Regions from separate parts of the Homo sapiens genome. Here region 2 is linked to region 1. Evidence: read pairs that join two places in POLR2A ChIA-PET (ENCODE). Cell type or tissue: GM12878. All regions are shown on one strand. Each heading gives the region's core, and the rest is flanking DNA. Links, peaks and the distances in the headings are about the cores only.

The links. Peaks named below come from ENCODE experiments on the same cell type or tissue, not always from the same donor. Only the 100,000 strongest peaks of a DNase experiment are listed, where the experiment ranks them.
Region 2: POLR2A ChIA-PET joins it to region 1 with 7 read pairs; 3 of 35 experiments call an interaction of 5 or more read pairs at or near these places.

What each region holds. Positions count from the first base shown.
Region 1 is chr6:25,994,225-25,997,024 of GRCh38, reverse strand. All of the region lies in intron 1 of LINC02980 (long intergenic non-protein coding RNA 2980), which reads right to left. Among named protein-coding and RNA genes, the nearest start is that of LINC02980, 3.0 kb to the right of the region's middle. In GM12878, for the core only: no CTCF peak of the experiment used is centred there; a DNase peak (open chromatin) is centred at 1,316; H3K27ac peaks cover 909 bases.
Region 2 is chr6:26,182,279-26,185,078 of GRCh38, reverse strand. H2BC6 (H2B clustered histone 6) reads right to left here and starts at 1,318. Exons shown (of 1, transcript NM_003523.3): 1 at 849-1,318. The coding sequence starts at 1,283. The coding sequence ends at 903. RefSeq lists enhancers at 996-1,055, 1,506-1,695, 1,555-2,284. In GM12878, for the core only: no CTCF peak of the experiment used is centred there; a DNase peak (open chromatin) is centred at 1,348; H3K4me3 peaks cover 1,326 bases; H3K27ac peaks cover 1,829 bases.

The DNA.
Region 1 (2,800 bases), core at 8-2,507:
AAAAATAACACTATGGGCTGGGCGCAGTGGCTCACACCTGTAATCCCAGCACTTTGGGAGGCCAAGGTAAGCAGATCACTTGAGGTCAGGAGTTAGAGACCAGTCTGGCCAACATAGTGAAACTCCATCCCTACTAAAAATACAAAAATCAGCCAGGCGTGGTGGCATGTGCCTGTAATCCCAGCTACTCAGGAGGCTGAGGCAAGAGAATTGCTTGAACCCAGGAGGCGGAGGTTGCAGTGAGCCGAAATCGCGCCACTGCACTCCAGCCTGGGTAACAGAGCAAGGCTCTGTTTCAAAAATAAATAAATACATAAATAAATATTTTTTAAAAAAAGAACATCACTATGCACCCCATATATACATATAATTATTATGTCAATTTGAAACATAATTTTGAAAAATGAAAAAATGAAACACAAATATGAATCAATCCTCTCCAAGTTGATATACTTAAAAGGAAAAAAGTCCGAGGGCTTAAACTATTCAATCAAAATTTTATTAAAATGCTATAGTAATCTGGAAAGTATTTCAGAATGAATTGGTATAAGGTTAGACACAAAGATCAGTGAAACAAAACAGAGAACCCAGAAATAGATTCACACATCTATGGACAACTGGTTTTGACAAAGGTGTCAAGGCTATTTAATAAGTAAAAAAATCGTCTTTTCAGTAAATGTTTCTTGAACAAGTAGACATCCGGTGTGGGGGAGAGGAGCAGGAGCCTTACCTCAAACTTTATGCAAAAATTAACTCAAAATAGACCATAGACTTAAATGTAAAAGCTAAAATTATAAAACTTCTTTAAAAAATAGGAGAAAATCATCAACACCCTAGGATTAGCAAAGATTTCTTTAAAACAAAACAACAGGTTTATAGTTTATAAAACATAAATAACAAAATGATAAATTTCATCAAAAGTGAAAATTTGCTTTTCAAAAAACATTATAAAATGAAAAGCAGGAGGCTGAGGCATGAGAATCACTGGAACCCGGGAGCTACAGGTTGCAGTGAGCCAAGATGGTGCCACTGCACTCCAGCCTGGGTGACAAAGTGAGACTCTTCCTAAAAAATAAATAAATAAATAAATAAATAGAAAAGAAAAAGAAAAATCACAGGCTGAGAGAAAATATTTATAATACATGTATCTGACAAAGGACTCGCACCTGGAAAATATAAGGAACCTTATAACTTAGTAAGATGACAAGCCAAAACAAAGAGTAAAAGTTTTCAACAGACATTTCACAAAAGAAAACATACAAATGGCCAGTATGCACATGAAAAGATTTTAAACATCATTAGTTACTAGGGAAATGCAAGTCAAAACCACAATGAGATACTTCACATTCAACAGAATAGCTAATGTTAAAAGGACTGACAATCCCCAGGGTGAGCAAGGGTGTGGAGGAAACTACTCTCATATATTGTGAATGTAAGAGGACAATGTTACAACTACTTTGAAAAAAGTTTGGCTGTTTCTAACATAAAATTAAACACTTATACAGCCCAGCAATATTTCTGGGTCATTTCTCCCAGATAAATGAACACATGTCCATACTATGACATGTACAAATGTTCATACTGGCTTTGTTTCACAATGCTATAAACTGGAAACAACCCACGTGTCCATCAACAGGTGAATGGGTAAATAAATTGTAATATATCGGCCAGACGCAGTGGTTCATGCCTGTAATCCCAGAACTTTGGGAGGCCAAGATGTACGGATCACCTGAGATCAGGAGTTTGAGACCAGCCCATCCAACATGGTGAAACCCCATCTCTACTAAAAAATTAGCTGGGCATGGTCACGGGCGCCTGTAATCCCAGCTACTCGGAAGGCTGAGGCAAGAGAATCACTTGAACCGAAGAGGCGGAGGTTGCAGTGAGCCAAGACCATGCCATTGCACTTCAGCCTGGGCAACAAGATGGAAACTCCATCTCAAAAAAAAAAAAAATTGCAATATATCTATATCTTGGAATATTATAAAGCAATAAAAGGGAATAAACTACTGATATATACACAAAATGGATGAATCTCAAAAATGTGAAGGAAAATAAAAAATACATATGATATAAATTCCATTCATATGAAATTTTAGGAATGGGAAAACTAAGCTGTAATTATGGAAAGTACATCAGTGGCTGCCTGGGGCCAAGAGGATGGAAGAGGCGGCACAGGTGATACTACAAATGGAAACTATCTAGGTTGACGGAAGTGTTCTGTAACTTGATTACAGTAGTAACTGTTTGGGTATATAAAACGCATCAAATTGTATAATTAATACAGGTGTATTTTACTGTGTATAAATTATTCCTCAATAAAGTTGATTTTTCATTAAATATATTATTTGCTAAAATGAGGAGAGACAACTATTATCTTAAAATAGTTAAGCACAATAAAAATACTACAATCAACTCATTATATATGGAAATTAAAGGAGAAAAATAGTGGTATGATTAATTAAAATAAAAAGAAAACCTTCTAAATTTTATCTTAGCTCATAGTTGTAAAAGCTGCCATCCCTAACCAAGGCCACCCTTGACCCTTTCTCATGTTCCATCTTTCTGTTTGTTTCATAGTTTATGTCTCACCAAAATCTATCAGATAAACGTATTCATATGAAGATTTAAATATATTACATGTTAAGCCTTAGCGAATACTTCAATATCTAAAGAAGGTACAAACAAAACAAAAATCAACACTTAGTTATAAGAGATTACATACTCTCCAGGGAAGACCTGAAGACTAGCCCCTTTCTGGATCCCACTAGCCCCTCATCCCACTCCAAGCCCTCCCCTC
Region 2 (2,800 bases), core at 29-2,528, 190 kb before region 1:
CTGGATATTCCTTCCATCCACCTTCGCCTGGAAGCTGCTTGTATCAGGCAGTGCAGATGCCTCCTCCCCAAAAGTCATTTTCCCTCCTTTCTTCCTAATACAACTTTCTTTGTTCCCTGACTTGTTCTCCAGAGAAGGCAGAGTTCCTTCTAGCCTCAGGGATCTGATTAATTTGACTACACCTATCCTAAAGATCACATGCCCCTTATTAATGATTGGATTGGGGATAGGTATATAGTCAGTTTTTGTGATTAGGAGAATCCTTAACAATGGAGACCCAACTTCTCTAAGAACATGATAAAGATGAGATGGGGATTGTCGATCAATGAACAATGTGTGTATGTGTTTGTGTGCGAGCGCGAGTGTGGTTGCACACTGAGAATTGTTCAAGTCTAATTGGTGAAACCAGACAGGTGAGGCGGTAGAGGGAAGAGGGTTTTATTTTTTCCTTTAGAACCTAAAATAAAAATCCAAATTAAGACCTTTTTGAAGTAATTGAGGAAAGGAAAAAAGCAAATTCAACATTAAGAACTACTTGAAAGCAGCAGTCTCCTCTCCTCCTTCCCCACCCCCGCTCCAGCCCCCCATAATATGGGCTTCTTTGGTAAAACCCGTATTTTTAAGGACTCTTGAGAAACGAAGTTTCTCTTCGTAGAGCAAAACTATGAAATTACTATTGCCTCTTAGGTACTATCGAGTGATACCTCATAAAACACGGAAACCAGAGTTTCATAAAGCCACCAGCCCAGACAGTGAGTGCCATTTTAAGTTTTAAAAACATGCCTATTTCAGCTGCAGGAGTTTCTAGTATCTTCACATGTCAGTATATAGCTCCAATTGTGAAAAGGTGAGTGGCTCTGAAAAGAGCCTTTGGGTTTACTAAGGCAGTTGCAGGGACAAGTTTACTTGGAGCTGGTGTACTTGGTAACGGCCTTGGTGCCCTCTGACACAGCGTGCTTGGCCAGCTCCCCGGGAAGCAGCAGGCGCACGGCCGTCTGGATCTCCCTGGAGGTGATGGTCGAGCGCTTGTTGTAATGCGCCAGGCGGGAAGCCTCGCCGGCGATGCGCTCGAAGATGTCGTTGACAAAGGAATTCATGATCCCCATGGCTTTAGAGGAGATGCCGGTGTCGGGGTGGACCTGTTTCAGCACCTTGTACACGTATACGGAGTAGCTCTCCTTGCGGCTGCGCTTGCGCTTCTTGCCGTCCTTCTTCTGCGCCTTGGTCACGGCCTTCTTGGAGCCCTTCTTCGGGGCGGGAGCGGATTTCGCTGGCTCAGGCATGCTATCTTTGCTGTTCTGCAGTTAGGAAAGAAAATGAAATCTACATCTCCTGATCCTCGGAATTTGTAGACAATGTTATGTAAATGAAGATTTAGTTTCTCCAACTCTGATTCGTTATTTTGTCGTGAAGTCTGCATGCAAATGAAGGAGCTTAGGTCTACTCTCCCATTGGTCATATCCTGAGAGCAGTTTTCGAGCACGGGCCACCTAATTAACATTTTATATAACAAGTTCCTACCATTGCAAACAATTCAGATTAGTTTACTTATTTTAAAAACCAGAAGTTGCTCTCTTCTATGCTTTTATATGCCAGGGAGACAAAGCTCCTGGCGCAGTTACGTCTTCGAATTGAAAGGTCGGTTTAAAAGCTCCTGGAAAAGCTATGCCTTGACATTCAGATGTAGATTCTGGAGCAGCAGGAGATACCTGAAGAACGGCAAGCTAGGCGACCGGCGATCACCCACACAATCCGGAGAACAGTGTTTCCCACTTTTTACAGAATGCACAAACACATCGTGAAAATAAAGGGTAGGCAATAAAGCTCCGGAGAAAACAACAACAAAAAAGTAAATAGCATCTCTTGAAGAGAGCTAAGACAGGAAAGACTTTCTTAGCCAAAATGGCTACAGTCCTTAATGGAAAAGCAAGTCACACCTAGTTTAGCCCTACAACGAGGATCAGAAATAAATATTCCGTCTAACTAGTGAAAATATTTTTTAAAAAATTAAAATGAAAGCCTATTTAACAAACAGCTTTACTTTCAAGTTAGTATTATTATCTTTGGCTGAAGCCCGCTGCTTAGCTAACTTCAGTTTAAGAAACTGTTCTTCCTAAATTTGACTGTCCTTTTTAAGCCCCCACTCCTTCACCCCACGCTCCCCAGCCCCCTAGCCCTTCTCCTCTCCTGCCACCATTCCCATTTCCCGGGCCCTAAGTCTCCAGGAATGAAGGTGCTGCGCAAAAAGTATTCCGCTCTGTGGGTTAGCATCTAACAAAAGTGTACTCTGAATTTATTGTGTCTTATCTTTGTTTCACAAAATAATTTGTTTTTCTCACTTCAGTGATGACGAGAAAACCTTAAAATCTGTTTAACATCTTTTTTAATTTTCAATGTAGCTAATGTAGCAGTGTTCAGAATAATAGCTAATGTGCTTTATTTGTATTTATTTAATCAAAAAATCTTGGGCCGGGCGCAGTGGCGCAAGCCTGTAATCCCAGCACTTTGGGAGGCCGAGGCGGGTGGATCACCTGAGGGCAGGAGTTCGAGACCAGCCTGACCAACATGGTGAAACCCCGTCTCTACTAAATACAAAAACTTAGCTGAGTAGGGTGGCACACGCCTGTCATCCCAACTACTTGGGAGGCTGAGGCAGGAGAATCGCTTGAACACGGGAGGTGGGGGTTGCAGTGAGCTGAGACTGCACCGCTGTACTCCAGCCTGGGCAACCAGAGCAAAACTCCTTCTTAAAAAAAAAAAAAAAAAGGGCCGGGCGCGGTGGCTCACGCCTGTAATCCCA